3 separate regions of the Homo sapiens genome follow, and all the other regions are linked to region 2. Evidence: chromatin contacts called from ENCODE Hi-C or POLR2A ChIA-PET data. All regions are on one chromosome and are shown on one strand. Each heading gives the region's core, a stretch centred on a gene start or an enhancer-like site at or near the end of the contact. The rest is flanking DNA. Distances are from core to core; before and after follow the strand shown.

Region 1 (3,986 bases), core at 851-3,350, 280 kb before region 2:
ACGCCATTCTCCTGCCTCAGACTCCCAAGTAGCTGGAACTACAGGAGCATGCCACCACGCCTGGCTAATTTTTTGTATTTTTAGCAGAGACAGGGTTTCACCATGTTAAACAGGATGATCTCAATCTCCTGACCTTGTGATCCGCCTGCCTCGGCCTCCCAAAGTGCTGGGATTACAGGCGTGAGCCACCGCGCCCGGCCTGGCCTGTTCTTTTTTTGAGACAGAGTCTTCCTCTGTCAACCAGGCTGGAGTAAAGTGATACAATCATGGCTCACTGCAGCCTTGACCTCCTGGGTTCAAGTGATCCTCCCACCTCAGCCTCCCGAATAGCTGAGACTACAGGCATGTACACTACACCTGGCTAATTTTTTATAGAAATAGAGGTCTCATCACTATGTTGCCCAGACTAGTCTCGACATCCTGGACTCAAGTGATCCTCCTGCCTCAGCCTCCCAAAGTGCTGAGATTACAGGTGTGAGCCACCATGGCCAGCCTAGTACTTACTTTTTTTTTTTTTTGAGACAGAATCTCACTCTGTCACCCAGCTGGAGTGCAGCAGTGTGATCTCAGCTCACTGCAACCTCTGCCGCCCAGGTTCAAGCGATTCTCCTGCCTCACCCTCCCGAGTAGCTGGGATTACAGGCACCAGCCACCGTGCCCGGCTAATTTTTGTATTTTTAGTAGAGACAGGGTTTCACCATCTTGACCGGGCTGGTCTTGAACTCCTGACCTCGTGATTCGCCCACCTTGGCCTCCCAAAGTGCTGGGATTACAGGCATGAGCCACACGTCCAGCCCGTGAGCCACTGCGCCTGACCTGTATTTACTCTTTAAACTATATATTGCTTTGTATTGTTTTCCAATACACGATACAATCTCTAAGCTTATCTGTAAATTTAAGGCACAAGGCATTTATTTATTGCTAAATTTTAAAATTTTTCTTAGAGATGGGGTCTTGCTCTATTGCCTGGGCTAGAGTGCAATGGAGTAATCACTGCTCACTGCAGCCTCAAACTCCTGGGCTCAAGCTTTCCTCCTTCCTCAGCCTCCCAAAGTGCTGGGATTACAGGCTTGAGCCACTGCACCCTATCCATTTATTTCTTCTGTACATCTTCCACCTCGCCTAGCCCTGAAATATTTCTCAAATTAAAGAGGTTCCAGGGCCCTGGGCACACCCACCCCCAACAGACTTGTTGGAACAGGTACCTACCTCAGGTCATTCTTTAGTTCCACGACCACATCCTTGCCCACAAGGGACTTGAAAAAAGAATAGAAGAGCTATTGGGAGAGAGGGGGAAAACCATCATGTGGGAAGGAGCATGGTAGGGAGGAGTGTCCTTTGACAGTATTACCAAATACTGGTATTGTGAACCCCACTGCATCCCTGACAGTTCTCAAAATTTCACAGGAAAGAATAATTGGTTGACAGAGCTGAAAGGCTGGAGCCCAAATTATTCTGCACACTGCACTGAGCCCATCACTTAAAGTCCCAGAGAGACTCTGCCCTGCATACGTCGGCCTCCCCACTGTGCTCTCTCAGTCGACCACCTTTCTCGGGTACCTGCCCACTCCTTTCAATGAATTGTAGAAAATATCCCACCCGCACCCTGCCGAAGCTTGCCTGGCAGAGAAGTGCTCTGAGGTCTAACTTTTCCGTCTCCCGCTATCCTCACTGAATCTCTCTCAGGGTTGGGGTTTTTTCCCTCATCATGGAAAAAATATCCCATTTGTTCTCAGTGCCTCCTCAATGAACCTGAGAAACAGTACAGTACTAAAGATGAAGATAAAAACTCCGGACCTAACTCCAGCCTAGGGGTACAAAGGCCAGATCCCCCGCCCCAACCATGCGAGGTCCCCGAGGGCGCCCCCTTTTGACGTCACGGTACCCACCATGGTGCTGGCGCCGCGGGCAGCGGGCCGGACCGGGAAGACAGCAGGGTGCTGCGAGCAGGTCTGGGGAAACCGAAGCGCGAGCCCGCGCGTGGGGCGAGGCGGGACCGCGCAGGCGCAGCGGGAAGCGACGCAGAAAGCTCCAAGCGCTGACGGGCAAAGCGCGGCCGACTTGCGGCTGGGGAGCGCAAGCTGGGTAGAGTAGAGGGGAGGAGGAAGCCGGGAAAGGGGCGGGGTTTCCTTCATTCCGACTTCCTCCCTGGCCGGCCGGCTCCCATTGCGCAGGCGCGGACCCTAGCCTGGGCTGCCAGACGGGTGGCGGGACTCAGCGCCTGAGCTCAAAGGATTTTGTTCTTTTCCAGAATCCTGCCATCTACAGCGTGATGTGTTTGTGCCCTACACACACTTCCTATCGAGAATTGTGGGGAGTTTGTTAAGATTATGAAGTGTGCACTTTTCTATATTTGTTAAAGTAAAAACATAAAATTTAAAAAATAAAATTAAAAAATGTTTTGAATCTTAAATTCAGCTGATAAAAAGAAAAAAAGGCCGAGGGCCGTGGCTCAAGCCTTTAATCCCAGCACTCTGGGAGGCCTAGGTGGGTGGATTGTGTGAGGTCAGGAGTTCGAGACCAGTCTAGCCAACATGGTGAAACCCCATCTTCACTAAAAATACAAAAAAAATTAGGCGTGGTCGCAGGCTCCTGTAATACCAGCTACTCGGGAGGCTGAGGGAAGAGAATCGCTTGAACCTGGGAGGCGGAGGTTGCAGTGAACCGAGATCGCGCCACTGCACTGCAGCCTGGGCGACAGAGCAAGACTCCGTCTCAAAAAAAAAAAAAAAAAAAATGACCGGGAGCAGTGGCTCACACCTGTAATCCCAGCACTTTGGGCGGCCAAGGCAAGTGGATCGCCTGAGGTCAGGAGTTCGAGACCAGCCTGGTCAACATGGCGAAATTCTGTCTCTACTAAAAACCCAAAAATTAGCCGGGTGTGGTGGCACGCGCCTGTAAATCCAGGAGGCATAGGTTGCAGTGAGTGGAGATCTTGCCATTGCACTCCAGCCTGGGCAACAAGAGCAAAACTCCATCCCAAAAAACAAAAAATGTTGAGGCCTGTAAATCCCAGCATTTGGGGAGGCTGAGGCAGGAGGATCATTTGAACCCAAGAGTTACAGTGAGCTACAATCTCCCCACTGCATTCCAGCCTGGGTGACAGAGCGAGACTCTCTCTAGAAAAAAGAAAATTATAAACAAACAACGTTGAGCAGTCCCAGAGATAAGGAGGAGCTGGAGCACAAATTTTGATTTTATCAAAGGTTACCAATAAATACATTTCTCCAAAGGAGCCAACCTCAATCTCCGCATTTCTTACACACTTTTGCCAAGACTGTCCTGTAAAGGACTGTGTAAAACTAAAGAGACTGTGGCTCACAGATACAAATAACCCAGTCTAACATTTCACTGTTAAATGTTTCAAACACAAACAGACAGAAATGCAGTTACATATTATTCTAACTCATATCCCCCAGGTTTTTATAAATATGTATTAGGACACAGGTAAAAGAAAAAAATGTTTTTGAGATGGAGTCTCGCTCTATCACCAGGCTGGAGTGTGGTGCCACGATCTCAGCTCACTGCAACCTCCACGTCCCGGGTTCAAGCGATTCCTCTGCCTCACCCTCCTGAGTAGCTGGGACTACAGGCACGCATCACCGTCCTCAGCTAATTTTTGTATTTTTAGTAGAGACGGGGTTTCACCATGTTGGGCAGGATGGTCTCAATCTCTTGACCTCATGATCCGCCCGCCTCGGCCTCCCAAAGTGCTGGGATTACAGGCGTGAGCCACTGTGCCCAGCTGGTAAAAATATTTTTTCATGGACTGAGACTTCATAAAACTTGTATTTGTCATCTTGCATAGACATACTTATTTGTCAAGAGTTTGTTATAGAAATATTTTCTGGGGCTGGGCACGGTGGCTCACGCCTATAATTCCAGCACTTTGGGAGGCTGAGGTGGGTGGATCACCTGAGGTCAGGAGTTCAGAACAGCCTGGTCAACATGGTGAAATCCCGTCTCTACTAAAAACACAAACATTA
Region 2 (3,948 bases), core at 412-2,911:
CCAAGAGGCCCAAGGGTGAGGACCCTGGGAAGGGGCAGGGTGAGAAAAAGAGGAGAGTCCAGTATGAGAACTAGAAAGGAATCCCCAGTCCCCAGGTTCTGCCCTCCAGCCTCTAAGAGCCTTGTTCTACTTCTACTTCTGGTTCCCTCACCTGGGCCACTCCCTCCTCCCAAAGGTCAGCCAATCCTCCAAACACCCCCATCTACCACATTCCTGAGCAGACGGGCCTGTGCTTCAGGCAGGTAATAGGTAAAATAAAGCCTGCTATCCTTCACCCCACAAGGCTTCCATGACCTCCAGCCCCCGGAGACTTCCATGTCCCTCCCCACATACATCCCCCCCACTGGGTGGTGGTCAGGTGGCTTCCATTAGTGCTGCAGTGAGAAGCCTGGAAGAAAGACAGTGGTGTTAGAGAGGGAGGATGCAAGAGGAGAGTGGGCAGTGGGAAGAGAGAGAGGGTGTGGGGGTGGACATCCAGGTCAGGTGGCATCTGGGCCCTATGGGGGAAGAAGAGGTCCACCACCCTCCCCACAGCAGCCACAGGGTGCCCTTTCCCCAAGCCCAGACATCGTTCCTGTGGGAGAGACCAGCATAAAGTGAGCCAGGGGGTCTGAAAAGCCAGCTTAAGAAGCAGTGGTTTCACCTCCCCAATATACAGTTGCTGCCTGATGGCACCCAGGCCACCCCCACGCAGTTCTGATGTGTCCCTTCAAGGTCAAGGCCAAATTGTGGAAAACAGTAACCACTAACCACAGTCTTCAGCCACTCTCACCACAGTGAGTCAGAACGGGAATCACTGTTTTCAATTCCCAGCCCACTCAAACTGCTCCAGTGAATCTTTGCAGGTGCCCCAACCACATCACCCTCTATTGCCTAAAATAACAATCCTGGAAGTGTCCCGGGAAACCCCAAAGAAGGCGCTGCCTTGACCTTAGGCATCCACAGGATGGATGCCAGGACCCTGGGGTGGGGACGTCTTCTAGGGACAATGGACTCGTGCTTTGTCCTGGGGGCCCCCTGGAGCCCCGGCCAGGTAGGGCCTGAAGGTAGAAGGGGGCAGTGGGGGGTGGCAGTGGGAGGAATTCATGAATGCAGGCTCCAACGGCAGGTGAGGCTGGACAAGGGATAGGTGTCCCGTGGCCCCAGCCCACACTACCTGTGGTGGTGATGAAGGCGTAGGACTTGGAGGTCTGCCCCGCCCGCACCCCGTGGACCTCCACGTGGTAGGTGGTGCCGGGCCTGAGGTCGGGCAGGCTGACGGTGCGCGTGGTGCCCGGCACAGTCAGCTCACCGCCGGGGCCCTCTGCAGGCGGCTGAGGCCGCCAGCGCAGCACCACGCGCTCGAACTGGCCGCGGAGCCCGTCGAGAGACACGAGAAGCGCGCCATCGGCGGAACTGCCCAGCACCTCTGGCTTGGGGTGGCGGGACGCAGCCACCCGGTCGACGCCTTCAGGCGAGAGGCCGTAGATTCCCTGGTTGGAGTCCCGTTTCCTGGTGCCGGGATCAGGGCTGGCGGTGGGGCGGGGGTGGCGGGGCGGGGGTGCGGGGGAGCCGGCTGGGGCGGCGGCCAACAGACGCCGCTGCAAGTATTCATGGATGTGGCGCGCCACCGACGTGTAAGTCTGGTTGGCCCGCAGTGGGTAGCCGTGAGCCCGCAGGTGGCGCTCCAGGTCCTGCACCGTGCCGCGGAAACGGCTCAGCTCGGCCGTCAGGTTGCCCCAAGGCCGCCGTGGGGGCTGGGACAGGCTTGGCCTGGGCGGGGACTCCTCCTCCCTTTCCTCTGCTGGCCTCGAGGGCCAAGGGGGCCGTGGGGGCCGCGGGGCTGGGGCTGGCCGGGGCCGGGACTTGGGGGGCGGGGCTGGGGGGCGCACCTCCGGGTAACTGTAGTGGCCTGGTGCTGCCAGGGGCAAAAAAGGGGAGAACAGGTCAGTGGCAGCTCCCTCCCGGCACTCCTTCCCGCGGCAGCCCCTCCCTCGATCCCTCCCACCAGAGCCAGAGGCCTCTTCCCTGTGCCCCAGCCCCACCTGGAAAGAGAACGGAGGGAAATCGGTCAGTGTCCCGCAGCCCCCCCATTCCCCTCCAAGCCCACCACTGTTGGTGCCCTAGAAAGAAGAGAGAAGCCCGTGGGTGGGGCCCTGTAGCTGAAGGAGAGAAAGGGGAGTCGGGGAAGAGAACATGAGCTACAGCGAGGTGGGTGTCCCCCTGTCACAGGAAAAGAAAAATATCCAGGTATCTGTTAAGAAACCTCGAGGTTTAGTGGAAAATCACTGCTGTGAGACCCACCTCCCAGCAATCCCAATCCAAAAGTCAACAGGACTGATGATCTCTAATCTGCCTAATTCCAGTCCCACAAGATCTATCAGCACAAGGCCTGTCCCGGTACCTAAATTTAAAAAAGAACCTCCCTTAACTGACTGGATCAGGCAGCATCTCCTATTCACTTCTCTCCCTGGGGCCATTCCTTTCATAGGCTAACCTGTAATAACCTTCCTACAGGACTCCAGGCATCTGAGGGCTCTGTCTCCCCAGTGGCCTCAGGACAGAGCAAGGCCCCCAGCAGGTGCCTCGAGACTGCCACACACCTGCCAGAAGCATTCAGAGGAGTCTGTGAGCCCTGAGCCTGGGCTCCTGAGGAGGAGGATCCAAGGCTGGGAAACCAGGGCCCTTCCCTAACCTCTGGCCAGCCATACCTGTGTTGGCCCTGACAGAAGCTGGGTAGCTGACTGCCCGGCCCCGCTCCGCTGTGACAGTCACCACATATTCTACGCCTGGCATCAGGTCAGTCAGCAGCGTCCCGTCTGCTTCAGGGGGCACTTCCAGCCTCACCCTCTGGTTGCCGGCACTGACGTAGGACACCACAAATCGGTCCACCTCAGCCTGGGGACGCAGCCAGCCAAGCTCCAGTGTTGTCGGTGTCACAGCCACCACTCGGAGGTCCTGGGGCCCATCGATCACTAGCCAGGTTAAAGAGGAGGACTCAGGTGGGTGTCTGGTTCTTCAATCATCATCTTTCCTTCCAAGAGCCTAGCCCCCATCCAGCCCCTTCCTTCTGCCCTCCCGGAGGGCAGATTCCCTCTCTAGTCCAGATCTCCACTCAGGACACCCCTCCCCACAGCCCCAGCTCTCACTGGTGGTGATGGTCTTGGAGGCAGGAAGGCCCCAGCTGGTCCCTCGAAGGGCTCGGACAGTGACCTGGTACTCCTGTCCAGGGGCCAGTCCTCTCTGGTCATAGGCTGAGGCAGAGCTTGGAACCCGTGCTGTGAATGGGGGGCTCGCCCCCTCTGTCTGTGAGAGAGAGCACCAGGTGGCTCAGGGGCTGGCACTCTTGCCTCTGCTGCTCAATCCCCCTTATCTCTTCTTTCTCCAATTCTAAACAGTGTCAGCATGGTACTGTGTGGAACTTGACCCTGTACAAGCTGGGGAGCAAACATGCTGAGAGCGCTAACTCCTTGTGAGCCACTGTTCTAGGCGAGGTACACACATGAACTCACTTAATTCTCACAACAACCCTACGAAACAGGTCCTATTAGTCCCATTTTACAGATAAGGAAACTGAGACACAGAAGGACAAGTATCTTGCCAACGTCACCAACACCAAGAAAATGGCAAGAATTTAGGCCCTAGCAGTGTGATCCCAGAGTCCCCTCTCATGGGCACCCCCTATTTATCTGTCAGAGTCCCCTCTCATGGGCACCCCGTGTTCATCTGCCAGAATTCCACCCAACATGCACCAGGACTCTCCCTCCAGCTTTGCCCTGGCAACTCTGACTACCTGGGCATGAGGAGCCTTTTCCTAAGCTTGGTCCTGTCAGAACAAATGAAGTAGATCAAGGATGCCCCTTCAAGTTGCACTTTCTCCTTAAAGGGTCTGCCTCACCCTGAACCTCCTCGTAGATGCCTGCTCATGGCTGTGTAACAGGAGTGGGACCCGCATCACAACCTTTCCCT
Region 3 (4,168 bases), core at 95-2,594, 380 kb before region 2:
CAGGGCACTGTTGCTCCCAAGTTAGGGAGGGCTAAGTTCAAGAGGACAGGTGGGTCTGAAAGATGCAGAGTCCCAGATGCCAGGGTAGACATACCAGTGCCAGGATGCTGTCAGCATGTTTCTCCAGGGCACGGGGCTGATAGTACGTATCCTGCCAAAACAGATGGCCTCCTTAAGGACCCTGCCCACTGGCAGGTCCTTTCCCTTCCCTTTCAGAAGCCCTGCTGTGTGTCCTCTGGTTCTAGTCTCGTTGACTATCTCTCTTGAAACATCCCTGGCCCCCACAGAAACTCCTCTTCCTCACCCTCACTCTGAACCTAATTTCCCACCCCTGACCATGGGAACAAACACAGGGAGCTGGATTTGGAAGCAAAAGTGAAAGCAGCATTGGACGATTTTTGCTCCTTTTCCACAGCCTAGTTTCAAATGGATTGCAGGCGCGTGCATGTGGGGAGAAGGGTTAGTTTGAGAAGAAAGAAAAGACACCTAGACAATCTAAGAAGGAAAGAAAAGCATCAGAAATAAGAGTAGTTGACTAAGAAGAGAATGTGGGTAGGAGCGGGCAGTTTGTAGGAGACAGTAACACAATGAGACAACTGATAAAAAGGAAGAGAATATTTAGAACAGCCTACCACCACCCGCCAGCTCTCCAGAATACAATGACTCGGGTCTCCAGGCTAGGTTGGGCGGGGGTTGAGGGGAGGACCGACGGATACAGGATCTGTAAAAGTCATTCTGAAATTCAAGGCGAGGGTAAAGGGAAGATAAAAACAGAGCCGGGGGAGGCATGAAGAGGCACTGAAGAAGAGGAAACTGGGAGTCTGACAGCAAAATTCAACGGCTCCCCAGTCCGCGCAGGGTCTCTTCCCGGGACTCAAGACTCAACTGGGACCGGCACGAACCACGACACACAGGGTCGGGGGGACGCGGAGAGGAAAGAACAAAGAGTGGCAGTCGGAATGAGAAAGCGGTAAAGAGCGAAAAAGAAAGGAGGCGGCCAGTCCGTAGGCGTGACTTTAACTCAGGAAGCACACAGAGCGCAGATTTTGCGGATAACTGGCTTGACAAGCAGGCTCCCCTTATTTCCCATTATGGGCACTTCTGGGGAGCAAAAGGCCGTAAAGGGTTTGGACTGTACCACGTTCTTCGGTGGGGAGGAACTCGACTCACCCAGGAGCTGGAATGGGGGGCAGTGACTGCCGTTGGCGTCTCAGGGACGCTGGCCGGGGCCCTTTCAGAGTCCCTCTCCCGGTAGATTTTGTAGAGCCGGGGGCCTAGGACGCAGCTCAGCAGCTTCGCCATGGCCCCGGCTCGGGCCGCTGCTCTTCCAGCAGCAGGTCCCCCTGCCGGCCCCGCCCTCCCTGCCTCTGAGGTGTTGTGTGCCCTTGACGTCAGCCCGTACCGGCTCCGCCTCCGGGCGAGTTGCGACATTTTCAGTGCTTCCTGAGAAGAGTTTCGCGCAGTTGGAGCTACGGGTACAGCAGTGGTCCGAAACTAGTGGAAGACCACTAGAACGCGGAGAATCAGAAAATTACCGGGCATGGTTCAATAATTTTTTTCTGTCTCATTATTGGCAGACTCTAGAGCGACAGCGGAAACGAGGGGTGAGATTAGGAGTACTTGATAAGAGTAACCGAAAACATAAGGTGTCTAGGAATGTATCTAGTACAAGAAATGCAAGGTTTTATGAAGAAAACTATAAAAAGTTATTGAAAAGGCAAACTGGCCCGGCCCGGCGCAGTGGCTCACGCCTGTAGTCCTAGCACTTTGGGAGGCCGAGGCGGGGGGATCACTTGAGGCCAGGAGTTCGAGACCAGCCTGGCCAACATGGTGAAACCCCATCTCTACTAAAAATACAAAAATTAGCCTGGCATGGGTGGTGCGCGCCTGTAATCCCAGCTACTCGGGAGGCCGAGACGCGAGAATCGCTTGAACGCGGGAGGCAGAGGTTGCAGTGAGCCGAGATCTTCCCACTGCACTTCAGCCTTGGTGACAGAGCAAGACTCTGTCTCTAAATAAATAAATAAAGGTAAACTGGCCCAGCGCGGTGGCTCACGCCTGTAATTCCAACACTTTGGGTGGCCGAGGGATGATTGCTTGCGTCCAGGAGTTCCAGGCCATGGCTCATGCCTGTAATTCCAACACTTGGGGTGGCTGAGAGAGGATTGCTTGCGCCCTGGAGTTCCAAGCCAGCCCAGGCAACATAGTGAGACCCCATCTCTACACAAAATACCAAGGGGGAAAAAAAAAAGACCTAGCAGGGTGTGGTGGTGCCCACCTGTAGTCCCAGCTACTTGGGAGGCCAAGGTGGGAGGGTCGCTTGAGCCCGGGAGTTTGAGATCGCTCCATGCACTCCAGCCTGGGTGACAGAGCCAGACCCTGCCTCAAAATAATAACAATAATAATTGAAAAAATAAAAAAAGAAAGAGGTAAACGAAAAGCTTTTCAATAAATGGAAAGCTACACCATGGTCCTGGATACGAAAATTCAGCACAGTAAGATATGCGGAATATTTGTAAAAAGAAAATAAATGAATCATTACTGTTATGCATGAACTGGATCTTAAAACCATGATGCTGAGTGAAAATAGAAAGCCACAGAAGAATGTATACGTGATACTAGTATATTAGATTCAAAAACACATAAAATTTAATGATAAAGCAAGTGGAGAAGAAAGAGAAAATTCAGAATTGTGGTTACACAGCATAGAGGATCTCTGACTGAAACGGAATATTCTTTTTTTCTGTTTTTTTTTTTTTTTTTTTTTGAGACAGGGTCTAGCTCTTTCACCCAGGCTGGAGCACAGTGGCACAATCACGGCTCACTGCCCTGATCCTCCACCTGCTGGGCTCAACCATCTTTCTGCCTCAACCTCCTGAGTAGCTGGGACTATAGGCCCACACCACCATACTCGGCTAATTTTACAAGGTCTCACCATGTTGCCCAGGCTGGTCTCGAACTCCTGGGCTCAAGTGAACCTCCTGCTTTGGCCTCACAGAGTGCTGGGATTACAGGCATGAGCCACTGTGCCTGGCCTGGAATATTCTATTTCTTTTTCTTTTTTTTTTTTCGAGACCGAGTTTCGCTCTTATTGCCCAGGCTGGAGTGCAATGGCCCGATCTCGGCTCACCACAACCTCTGCCTCTGGGGTTCAAGCGATTCTCCTGCCTCAGCCTCCCAAGTAGCTGAGATTACAGGCATGTACCACCATGCCCTGCTAATTTTTTTATTTTTAGTAGAGATGGGGTTTCTCCATGTTGGTCAGGCTGGTCTTGAACTCCTGACCTCAGGTGATCCGCCTGTCTCATCCTCCCAAAGTGGTGGGATTACAGGCATGAGCAACCGAGTCCGGCCTGGAATATTCTATTTATTTATTTATTTATTTATTTATTATTTATTTATTTTTTTGAGACGGAGTCTCGCTCTGTCACCAGGCTGGAGTATAGTGGCATGATCTCTGCTCACCGCAGCCTCTGCCTCCTGAGTTCAAGCGATTCTCCTGCCTCAGCCTCCTGAGTAGCTGGGACTACAGGCATCCACCACCACACTCAGCTAATTTTTGTATTTTTAGTAGAGACAGGGTTTCACCATGTTGGCCAGGATAGTCTCGATCTCTTGACCTCGTGATCCGCCTGCCTCAGCCTCCCAAAGTGCTGGGATTACAGGCGTGAGCCACGGCGTCTGGCCTTTATTTTCAGAGTTGGGGTCTTGCTCTGTTGCCCAACCTCAAACTTCTGGCTTCAATCAACCCTCCCACCTTGGCCTCCAAAAGTGTTAGGATTGTAGACATGAGCCACCATGCCTGGCCAGGCTTCTTTTACTCTCATTATATTGTGAGATTCAACTTTGTTGCAAATCACTAGGTTTGTTCATTCTCATTGCTGTCCAGTCTTCTACTCTGTTAAGCATTTATCCATTATATAGTTGTACTTCATATAGTTTTTGGTATGTATGGAATATTTCATCAAAATAATTTTAAAAATAAATAAATTACACATTAAAACTGTAATAACTGCATGAAGATCTGCCTTAGGAGTTTTTGCCGTTCAGAAGGATGAATCAGCCCGTTAGCCTTGTCCCTGAGTAATAATTTAATACACTTATTAGGGTTTCAGGAGAGGTCCGGGGTATGCCAGACAACCACAGGGAAAGTCATTCCAAATCATTT

Evidence for each region. Hi-C counts contacts between places; a loop is a spot of excess contacts on that map. ChIA-PET counts read pairs that join two places held with the same protein, here RNA polymerase II (POLR2A). Pooled maps may share reads with other maps.
Region 1: a pooled map shows a loop between it and region 2 (2.6-fold over the local background). The contact joins the promoter of LSM2 here to the enhancer-like site in region 2. A Hi-C loop is called at or near these places in 1 of 50 pooled maps. POLR2A ChIA-PET finds 5 or more read pairs at or near these places in 2 of 52 experiments (AG04450 and MCF 10A).
Region 3: a loop to region 2 is called in a pooled map, with 3 times the contacts of the local background. The contact joins the promoter of ABHD16A here to the enhancer-like site in region 2. A Hi-C loop is called at or near these places in 2 of 50 pooled maps. POLR2A ChIA-PET finds 5 or more read pairs at or near these places in 2 of 52 experiments (K562 and WTC11).

The regions. Positions count from the first base shown.
Region 1 is chr6:31,804,866-31,808,851 of GRCh38, forward strand. LSM2 (LSM2 homolog, U6 small nuclear RNA and mRNA degradation associated) reads right to left here and starts at 2,101. Exons shown (of 5, transcript NM_021177.5): 1 at 1,890-2,101; 2 at 1,210-1,277. The coding sequence starts at 1,892.
Region 2 is chr6:32,086,095-32,090,042 of GRCh38, forward strand. It overlaps TNXB (tenascin XB), which reads right to left. Exons shown (of 44, transcript NM_001365276.2): 5 at 3,129-3,285; 6 at 2,691-2,954; 7 at 1-24. Among named protein-coding and RNA genes, the nearest start is that of TNXB, 21 kb to the right of the region's middle. Within about 2 kb of position 1,662, at least 20 of the 41 ENCODE cell types and tissues checked have a DNase peak (open chromatin) inside an H3K27ac peak, as active enhancers do.
Region 3 is chr6:31,701,980-31,706,147 of GRCh38, forward strand. ABHD16A (abhydrolase domain containing 16A, phospholipase) reads right to left here and starts at 1,345. Exons shown (of 20, transcript NM_021160.3): 1 at 1,171-1,345; 2 at 95-151. The coding sequence starts at 1,302.